3 separate regions of the Homo sapiens genome follow, and all the other regions are linked to region 3. Evidence: chromatin contacts called from ENCODE Hi-C or POLR2A ChIA-PET data. All regions are on one chromosome and are shown on one strand. The core of a region is the stretch at or near the end of the contact, and the rest is flanking DNA. Distances in the headings are between cores, read along the strand shown. Region 1 overlaps RORA (RAR related orphan receptor A). Region 2 holds the start of RORA-AS1 (RORA antisense RNA 1). Region 3 overlaps RORA (RAR related orphan receptor A).

Evidence for each region. A loop is a pair of places that touch in the nucleus more often than their neighbours do. ChIA-PET counts read pairs that join two places held with the same protein, here RNA polymerase II (POLR2A). Pooled maps may share reads with other maps.
Region 1: a loop to region 3 is called in a map of CD4-positive, alpha-beta memory T cell, with 4 times the contacts of the local background. The contact joins two enhancer-like sites. A Hi-C loop is called at or near these places in 3 of 168 maps with a recorded cell type or tissue (CD4-positive, alpha-beta memory T cell, GM12878 and naive thymus-derived CD4-positive, alpha-beta T cell), 10 of 37 single-sample maps with no recorded cell type and 14 of 50 pooled maps. POLR2A ChIA-PET finds 5 or more read pairs at or near these places in 3 of 52 experiments (Panc1, activated CD8-positive, alpha-beta memory T cell and activated T-cell).
Region 2: a pooled map shows a loop between it and region 3 (10-fold over the local background). The contact joins the promoter of RORA-AS1 here to the enhancer-like site in region 3. A Hi-C loop is called at or near these places in 1 of 37 single-sample maps with no recorded cell type and 8 of 50 pooled maps. POLR2A ChIA-PET finds 5 or more read pairs at or near these places in 1 of 52 experiments (activated CD4-positive, alpha-beta T cell).

Annotation. Positions count from the first base shown.
Region 1 is chr15:60,506,615-60,509,751 of GRCh38, reverse strand. The region is part of intron 5 of RORA (RAR related orphan receptor A); the gene reads left to right. The region is part of intron 2 of RORA-AS1 (RORA antisense RNA 1); the gene reads right to left. Among named protein-coding and RNA genes, the nearest start is that of RORA-AS1, 29 kb to the right of the region's middle. RefSeq lists an enhancer at 1,470-1,579. Within about 2 kb of position 1,816, at least 3 of the 41 ENCODE cell types and tissues checked have a DNase peak (open chromatin) inside an H3K27ac peak, as active enhancers do.
Region 2 is chr15:60,477,359-60,480,894 of GRCh38, reverse strand. RORA-AS1 (RORA antisense RNA 1) reads right to left here and starts at 1,717. Exons shown (of 6, transcript NR_120342.1): 1 at 1,497-1,717. ICE2 (interactor of little elongation complex ELL subunit 2) reads left to right here and starts at 1,753. Exons shown (of 16, transcript NM_024611.6): 1 at 1,753-1,892; 2 at 2,826-2,958. The coding sequence starts at 2,918. RefSeq lists enhancers at 1,952-2,479, 2,802-2,921.
Region 3 is chr15:60,647,854-60,651,281 of GRCh38, reverse strand. All of the region lies in intron 2 of RORA (RAR related orphan receptor A), which reads left to right. It overlaps LOC105370846 (a long non-coding RNA gene), which reads right to left. Exons shown (of 5, transcript XR_007064663.1): 5 at 1-3,428. Among named protein-coding and RNA genes, the nearest start is that of RORA-AS2, 32 kb to the left of the region's middle. RefSeq lists an enhancer at 640-1,141. Within about 2 kb of position 1,826, at least 4 of the 41 ENCODE cell types and tissues checked have a DNase peak (open chromatin) inside an H3K27ac peak, as active enhancers do.

The DNA of each region.
Region 1 (3,137 bases), core at 567-3,066, 140 kb after region 3:
TGGTTGGCTGAGCCTTAAGCAGAACTGTAATGAAAGTACAATTTTCAGATATGAATAAGGATTTGATTGAAAGCTGACATGATACCATGAAAAATGACCTGACTCACTTTAGGTTTGCCTCCACCTTACCATAAATACTAGTGACTCTGTCCTGTTTGCTTGTCAAATATTCAATCCTGAAATAAATCCATAGGCCTTAGGCAAAGCGTGCCCTTGAACATGGCACTTTGGCTAAAAAATGCACTCATACCGAAGTGGGGCCAGAAATGGCTGAGCCGATTCCCTGAGGCTCCCGGACAAGTCAGCTTCCTCTTCCATGGTCTCACTTTCCAGTGCAGTCTGGGAGCCCTGCCCCCTCATGCTTGCTCTATGTGCTTTTAAATTAGGGATTTTTCACAGGTGTTGTGGTATTTACCAAGATAAATTAAATGAGATCATCACTAGGAGAATTCCCAAACCCAAAACTAAACTAGCATTTATCTGGAAAGTATATAATTGGGCTCTAATTCTCTTATCCCATTTATACATGCAAAGTGTTTCAGGGAGCTAAGAGTATCATGAAAGTGGCCCAAGTCTTGTTGCTGCTTCTCCAAAGCTACTTAAATTTCCCTGGTATTTCTTTTGGGGCTTAAAGCCTGCTATCTCTTTAACTAAGACTCTTGACTTCATTTTAGGCTAAACTTTGTCATCAGATTTTAAACAAGTGAAACCAATTGTATAATAGGAAAATAAATTATAAACCAACACATCCTAAGTCCAATTCTCTCTTTCAAGTGTAGTATGCACAACCTATTACTTTTAGTGAAAAATATGACTTCATCCTTGGCTAGGAAATTTTGCCCTTGGTGTACAATTAGTACCTGAATTAGACATTCCAGATAAACGACCTAGGTTTTAAGTGCAAATTAGGTTTGTTACTATAATTGATATCTAAAGCTTTGCGCAGGAGAAACAGCTGATATACTGGGCAAAGCATGAGACAAGAAATCCGCTTATATGGGTTGTGGTCCTGGCATTAATATAAGTTATACAACCCAGTATACACCACGTAACATCTGCGAGCTGTAGTTTCTCTACTCCTAGAATATAAAGGTCTGTGTCTGAATCATAGCTCTGCTACTTGCCAGCTGTGACACCTTGAAGAAGTCACTTCACTGTGGTTCAGTTTCCTCCTCTGTAAAATGGAGATAATACTAGTACCTTTCTCTTGGGGTTGTTATAAGGATTAAGTGAGAAAACATACATATTCAGGATAGACACAAATTATGTGGGACTGGCATATAGTGAATGCTATATGTGTTAACTGCTATCATAATTATTAATGTCATTATTATTTGTTAAACAAGGACAGTTTGGACCAGATGCTATCTAAAGTTCCTTCCCACTATGAAAATCTGTGACTAACTCAGAAGCGAGGACTTCCCATCTGAAGTATCGAGGCGCTGGCTGTATTGCTGAAGCAGTCATGGTTGGGGCACATGACTTGCCCCAGTCACAAAGTGAGGTAGACTATAGATTATCTGCTGAGCTCAGACAGAAGCCAGGTCTCCTAACTCCTAGCCCAAGGTATTTCACTATTCCAGACTTTATCTGAGAGACCACGCTTAAATTCTCGAATTTTATTCAGCCTGACCATACTCGCCTTTGCTGAAATGGAGATTTAAAAATAGCAAAGTGTCTAAAATCTTACACTTGCCAAATCGACTATGAATTGGAATGAAAGGCTGTTGGTGAGCAGATGGTGTGAATGCAACCACTGCCCTCTACTGGTATGTCAGGTACACTGCATGATTTGTTGTCTCACTTTTTATTGGCTGTTTTAAATAGGTAGGGATAAGTGGCCACAGTTTCTTAAGACAAAGTGAAACCACAAGATGCTAAGTATCTTATTAACTAGAAATGAAACATAACCTGGAAGGAAATGATATGAGCCTCTTCTCATCCTTCACTCCACAGCATCCCCCCCTACTTCCCTGCGAAGACTCTTCATCTTCATCATTTTTTTATCGGCAAAAATTGGTTTACATTCTAGAAACGACCTTATATAGTGAGAGTTCTTTCCAAAAGAGGTAGTTCACTACCTTATTTATGTATTTTCTTGTTTCTTACTCCCCATTATTTTTGTCTTTACTCACCTATTCTCCAGCGTCATTGATTCTAAGACATGTAATTTACTGGCTTCTCTCTCTCACTCTCAGTTTCTCATTCTTTCCTTTACATTTGTTCTTTTATTTGTGTTTTATTTTTTATGTTATTTATTCATGCTGTTTTAGTGTCTATGTGTTGCCAAGTAGGGCCATTCAGGTTTATTATGTTTCAGTGTCTCTAAGGAGATTCTGGTTTCCAGCTCCATTTAGGTGAACCTGCTCTGTTTTCACACAAACAAGTCTGCTTCTGTTTGACAAAAGCAGTAACAAATTTCCAAACAAAAAGATATTCTCCCTAGTGTTGCCAAGTTTGCATTCAGCACCGTTCTTTTAAAATGACTTGCCTATTCTATACTCAAAACCCTAGGGAGAGGGATCATTTTTTGATATGGTTTTATATTCATGGGATTTTGTCAATTCTTTTAAAAAATACTTCTTTAATCATCCTTCCCTTCCAGAACAATTATTACCAAGCTGCTCCAAATTGTTAGTTCCTGGCATCTAGATTCTAGCAGCCTTCTATGTGGTCCTCCTGCCTGAGCTTCTCTGTGCTCCAATACACCAAGCACAAAACTGCTTGTTCCATTTCCCCAGATATAATTTTCTTTTTTTTTTTTTAAGAGGGAGTCTCGCTCTATTGCCCAGGCTGGAGTGCAGTGGTGTGATCTCGGCTCACTGCAACCTCCAGCTTTCAGGTTCAAGCGATTCTCCTGCTTCAGCCTCCCAAGTAGCTGGGATTACAAGCACCCGCCACCACGCCCAGCTAATTTTTGTATTTTCAGTAGAGACAGGGTTTCATGATGTTGGCCAGGCTGGTCTCGAACTCTTGACCTCAGGTGATCCACCTGCCTCAGCCTCTCAAGTAGCTGGGATCACAGACAGCCAACACCACGCCAATTTTTTTTTGTATTTTTAATAGAGACAGGGTTTCACCATGTTGGCCAGGCTGGTCTTGAACTCCTGACCTCAAGTGGTCTGCCCAGCTCAGCC
Region 2 (3,536 bases), core at 468-2,967, 170 kb after region 3:
TGCATTCCAGGCAAAATAAACTACCTATGGTTTCCTGTAGCATATTTTTTACATTAACATAATTTCTAACAATATTCTAAATCAGTCTAAAATGTCAGCCAGGGGTAGTGGCTCACACCTGTAATCCCAGCACTTAGGGAGGCCAAGGTGGGCAGATCACTTGAGGTCAAGAGTTAAAGATCACCCTGGCAAACCCCATCTCTACTAAAAAAAAAATACAAAAATTAGCCAAGTGTGGTGGCATGCACTTGTAGTCCCAGCTACTAGGGAGACTGACGCAGGAGAATCGCTTGAACCCAGGTGGCAGAAGTTGCAGTGAGCTGAGATCACACCACTGCACTCCAGTCTGGGAGACTCTGTCTTAAAATAAAATGTAGAACATGCTTCCCTAATAGCACACACTAGATTCTGTTTATGCAATAAGTTTATGCAGTTCCTTGTATTAAAAAAAATTATAGGAGGCCATTGTTTAGAACTTCTGCACTAGACCCCAAGAGACCAGACTAAAATAAAAATGGTATCACTCAGGCTCACCACACCGAAACTGAGTTATGTGGCCCTCCAAGAAATCAGGAGACAGAGGTAACAGGCCAGTTTCAATTTTCAATCAGCAAGATAATGAATTTCCTCTGTTTTAGTCCCTACAGCAAAGAGTAACTTGAAGTAACCTGATGTTAACCAATCAGTTATCTTTCTATTGTACTGTCTGTCTCCACCTTACCAGGAAAGTAACTTTGAAATGATCAATCTGCTTTTTGTTCTTTGTTTCTACTTTCTACAGACCTTTTTTCTGTCCGTAATGCCAACCTCCTCTGTTCCACTCATTGGGACACTCATTCCATTTTATGGAATGAAGTGTTGCCTGATTCCAGAATCGCAATAAGGCCAACTGAGATCTTTAGATGTGTCAAATTTTTGTCTTTTGACACTTGTGCTGGTCTGTCTAGAACGCCCTTTCTCTTCATTCCACATACCCACATTCTTCAAATGAGCTCACACGGCAGGTGCTCAGTGCAGCAACTGACATGTAAGTACTCAATACTATTCAAAACTGCGTTTTGTCCCTCACACTAGCTATTCCTCTCCCTCTAACCTCAATCTATACACCTTTCTTATGTAGTTTATTACTTTCTATTGTATTTAATGTAAATGTCTTAGATTGCCAGAGATCCAAAGCACTGGAAAAATCAGTATTCAGTCTTAGTCCATGTGTACCCAGCACCAAGCACAAAGTACTCTGTTTACGGTCAATAAATCTTTCCGTAATGGATGAGAACAAAACTAGTGTTTGAACTCACAGCTAAAACTGGATGGGGAGTGGAGCGGAGGTGAAGGAGCACTTAATGAGGCCCTACTATGTGCCAGGTACTGTGCAGAGCACAGCTTCTTCCTTTGTTTCATTTAATCCTTTCCAAAAAACCGTATGATGCAGCAGTAACAATTTCATCTCCATTTTACATATGAGGAGTTTGGGTTACGGAAGTCAGGAAACTTGCCTGAGGTCACAACCAAGTATGTTTGGGTCTTTCCAGTACCGCACTTGTCGCTTGTCCGCCTTCCAATTTATCACTCCCCTCCTCTCCCCGACGAAGGTCGAGGACTTTCTAGGAAAACACGCAGTCTCCAACCACTTCCGCCTGGCGAGCCCAGTCTCGCACTTCGCTGCCAGAACCACAGCGAGCGCTTGTGGCGGGAGGAAAGGAGGGGAGCAGCCGTCAAGACGCAAGGCCCCGCCCACTATGTCGCTGAGACGTCATCACGCAGGGCCGAGTCGGCGCGGCCACATCCTTTAAATATGGTCTTTTTTGGGCGCGCGCGACAATGTGAGGAGTGGGGTGGAGCGTGTGTGGTGTGTGGCTGCGGCCTGGGCAAGAGCCGCCGCGGACCATGAGGTGGGCGGAAAGGCTGTGTTGCAGCCCAGACGCGGACGGGAGGGCGCTGCCGGGCCAGCGGGCGTGCTCATGCAGGGGCGGGAGGAGGGAACATGGCGGCCGGGCCAGGACCCTTTGCTCCTGGCTCTGCGCGGCTCCTACCCCTGCTTTGCTTGCCCTTTTACCTGCTTTTCTGGAACCTTGTTTCCCCTCTCTTTGCGTCCCCTTTCCCTCAGCCGTTTCTTTTGCCTTCCTCGACTATTCCCCCCCAGCTCCACACTGGGTCGAAGTGTGAGAGGTAGATTAAGTGGGAGCCGGTCGGGCCCGTTCGGTGTCGAGAGACCGACTCCTAAATTTGATTAGGTTCTCGCAGGTCACTTTATCAGTCTGCCTGGGGTCACAGGAGAAGTACTGAACATGAGAGATCAAGCCTGATTTGTAGTCCTGATGATGTCTGTAAGTGATCTTGTGAAATGTCACTTAAGTTGACCTCAAGTCTTCTCAAATGTGAGGTTCTTTGTGAAAGGCCTAAGATTCCTGATATCGAGGTAGCTTTTGTCATAAAGTGCCTGCCAGAATCTGCCCCATAACAAAGCATGGTCGGGAAAACAAAAGATTTATTTTGGCAGTAAGGGAATGGAAAACTGAGTTGACTTCCCGTTCCATGCCATCAAGTGGCCTAGTATGTAAGCAATGAGAACACCGTTCTGTTTCAGCTCTTATTTCCATAGTGAGTGTCCTGAGAGTAACACTCCCGGCGTAGATTAAATGGAAAAGGGCTCGTCCTGTATCGTCATTGCTGCTCTGCTACAAAGAACCTTGGGTCTGCTGTATTCTGTTTTAGGTGCCACAGTCTGTTGAGGGTAGATGTTTAGGGAGAGATTCTTCCTCACCTAATAGCACCTGGCCTAGCCAATCACTTGCTTTTGATCTTGGCCTTTTGTTTTTACTCAGCTGAGTAAGTTCTGGAGGGATCCTGCCTCTTGGAGCCTTCGCAGCCAGGCAGCTGTGAACTGTGAGCTAGAGTGAAGCAGAAATCTAGGAAGATGAGCTCCAAGATGGTCATAAGTGAACCAGGACTGAATTGGTGAGTTGTAGCCACTTTGTAATCCACTGAAGAGGAGTGTAGTGGGGCTGATGGTTGACATAAGAAAATAGATTTCTGGCATAGAGAGATTTGGAGGAAACAGAAAATACAAGTTTAGGGTCTCAGAATTTACCCTATCCTCATCTTCACATACGGAATGCTAGAGTTATGGCTGACTGTACTTCCACTCCTATAGTGGAACAACACAGTTCAGCACTCAAATTATTTTTAGGTATAATTCCCTCAGGTATTTATTGTTGGTCTCCTGTGAAGGAGAGATACTGGAATTTTCTTGAGTCCAAGAACCTTGGCCCATTTCCATACAAGTAATAAAAAAGACCCTCTTTAAGAATAGACATGCTTTTTGTTATATTGAAATCTATATCAAATGATATAAATGCATAGACTGTATTTTAAAAGTGTATGAGAACTTTGCAAATAGAGAACCTGGTTAAATAATATAGTGGTTTTGTAGCCATCTAGCTAATACATGTGCTGCTTTAGTTCATTTTAACACACATTTACTAAGCCAGCCAAGGAGGATCAAATGTTATAAATGGTTACAAAGAGTATTAAAA
Region 3 (3,428 bases), core at 577-3,076:
GCTTCTCGGAGATGAACTTGCACCATATGCAGGGTGTCACTTAAATTTCACCGGCAAGTTCTGACATGTACGTTTAAGAGAAAACTTCCATATGTTTCCATGAAAGGATGGGGACATAGTAACAACCACCAAAGTGATAATATTTCCTCTGCCTCACATCCGCTCCCTAATCAAAACTGTTCAGTATTCTACTCCAAAAGTTTCTTCCTCTTTCCACCGCTGACAATATGCATTGTTAACGGAAGGGAGTGGTCAGGGGCTGTGTGGCGTATTGGAAGGGACTCGGACATTAGAGGCAAAAGGACCCGGGTTTGAATCTTAGCTTTTCTATGTATTTATTGTATAACTTTGGGCTTGTTTCTTAATCTCTAAACCTCAATTTCCTAATCCATCAAAAGGGGATTAAAAATACCAACCAAAACATGGTTATGAGGATAAATGGCACGAAGAATTGAAAACTAAATAGATTTATAAAACAAAAATATTGTTTGCAAAGGGTTGGCATAGTTCCTCCTTTATTCTGGAAGTTAATTTGCTTGGAAATTCAACCATGTACTAAATCTTCCTCCCTAGGGACCAACAGAAAATTGCAAACTCCTGAGTGGAAACCTTCACGAGGGCTCCGCAAATTGGTGCTCTCTTCTCCTGGTTTCATCCCGCAGGAAGAGACAGTCTCCCTATATGAATGTTCACACCATGAGAAACCTTTCTCACCCTCTCTCCGTGGAATTTCTCTCCCCAATTTTTGAGATATCCTCGACTCAAGGCCAAAGCAGTGGTTTGAAAGGTGTTTGGAAACCAATGTGAACCATCGTGCTTTCCCCTCCCCCACTCTGGGGGTGGGATTTTCAGGCCAACTTTTCTGAAGCTACTTGTGAGTTAACCTGAAGTTGGAATGCCCTCCTGAGGTCGAGGCATAAAAGCCAGCAGCGTAAATAGAAACTGAAGCTGAAATAACCATAAATGTTCTCGAACAACTTCAATAGAGAAAGCCTTGTTTGATCCTCTCTAAGCTTCCTGAAACCAAGCTGAATATTTGTTTGTTTTGTGGTAGCTCCACTTTTTTTTTTTTCCTCAGGCCTTTTAATGCATGGCTGTTGGTTTCTGTTTAAAAGGAAAATGCTTTTTCTCAGTAACGATGTTCACATTCTGAAGTTGGTGATACCCACTTCTAAAGGCCATTTTATTGTAAAGATAAAGTTCTGCTAAGTCTTAGGATGAAAAGATAAAGGATGTGGTCAGTTACCATGACTCGTGCTTACCTCCCAAAGTGTGTCATTTGGTGCACATACCTCAAAACGTGTGAACAGAAAGTTTCTAGGTTTATTTTTATACATGGAGATTTGATTCCACGGCAGAGGGAGGGTGTCAAGGTAAATGACTGTGCAAAAATGACAGAACTGCATTTTGAGCTTTCCGTTGCCAGAGATACAAAGGCCAAGTTAAGGTGAGTTTGCTATTCGATTGCTTTTTGAGGGGTCTATTGGTAATTACCACTGCTGTTTAATATTGCAATATTCATGGGACCTCAATGTTTACACAGCTCCATGGATGCTCAATCCAAATTAAACACGCCCAAGAACAACACAGGGAGAAAACACCTGGGGGCAAAGTGAGGGGCTGCAGTCACAAGTGATCAGATCTTTTGCAGAAGATAGCAGTAGAGGGGCCCTTCCTTTTGGCCTCCTTTCTGGCAAATGTGTTTCAACACCGTTAAACTACATATGATATTGGACTGATTAGCAACTCCTAACACAGAATGTTCTGACGTTAGAAGAGCTAGGAAGTGGCGTGTCAGGGCTGACATGCATGGCAGAGTTTTCAGATACACATACAGTGTTTTTTTCTACACCCTGCCTCCAAAATGTCAGTGTCCCTAGGTTTCTGTTTGTTGCAGAGCCCCTCAATATGTGTGTGGGAGGCAGCACTTGAAGCCAAAACAGTAATGGCCAGATCTTCTGTCTGCAGCCATGAACACAAGGAGAAAGTGCCAGGTGTCAGGAGCAAGAATCTTATATGCCGGGGATTTTTTTTTTTTTTCCTGGAAGCAACTGGAAACCAACTTAGTGACACTTAAGTCCTTCACCTGCTACATGACTTCAGCCAGTGTATGTGAGTCAGAGTGGTACCAAGAAGGGCCCTCATCTGAACAGCCACAAAAGTGACGGGCTATGGCTTGGAATGGGAATATTATACTGTGTTCAGAGTCACGGCAACTTGAACTTGGCAGCCTTATCGGCTTCTGAGATTATGAGTGCCCCACAGCCAAGAGCACCTGTGAGGAGAGTTGACTGTGGAGTGGGATATAGATTGAGAAACCTCTTTCATAGCTGACAATCCATGTAAACTCCTTTAATATGTGGATGGTTAAGTAGCAGTTTAAGTGTTGGAATTACCTGGCCCTGCTTTACCATCTTCTATATATTCAGTATAAGACACACTGGGAATTACTGAAAGCTTCCCTCTCCCCCCTCAAAAAGAGTGGATGGTGCTTAGAATTAAGAGGATGTTTCCAGGGTGTCTTTCGTTTCCATCATCAAAGCAGATAAAATTAACTCTATTAGAAACTGAGACCCCCTCCGTGAGGTATATTAGTCATAAGTTCTCTTTGCAAAAAGGCTAGTCTTCAGAGGATTGTTAAGATCAGATTTCATGACAGACATGTTTCAACATATTTGTACTTCTCTGAACATGCTACATTTGCTCTCATGTGTTGTGATTAGCTGGTTTCAGTGTTTAATCCATGGCATGTGGCATTTTTCTGTAGTAGTGTTTCTGTGGAAAACTTTATCCTAGGCTTGTGGAAGACCAGTTATAACGCTTTGGATAAAGTATGTCCAGCATTTCTAAAAGCTGCAGTTTCCTAAGAAAATGATCTACGGGCACCTAAGGTTAAAATCTTCAGAATTATTTTTTGTATTTTCTGAAAGTGATTTTTAAATGAAGTTGAGAAATGGTACTAACAATGCATCCAATATTGATATAATTAGAATATGCATCATACTCTACTAAAGCCAACCTTCTTTAATATGTTCATATATAAACATAAAGAGGTATGTGGTTTATTGTATATCCAATTTTTCATTTATCTGCACCTTCTTCAGGATCATATTTGGAAGGCACCTACGTGCTCACTTGCAAACAGAATGAGACACCGTCATGCTTTCTAAAGCGTGTTCTCTCCTGCCCTCCTCCTCCTCCCTCAGTCTGCCTTATATTAAGTTAGCCAATCGAAGTCAGCATTACAGCCTCCCCTTTGGCCTGTGTTCTCCATCCTCCTTATATAAGCCTTGGTGTCCCCACACCTCTTCACAGCCACCTGGTCCGGCAGCCTGTAATAGCTGTCTCACTCTTCCTCCTCCTCACCTGATGCCTGCGGCTGACCCAACTGCCTCTGGGGTGTGATCCCACAGATTCTGAAAACAGCT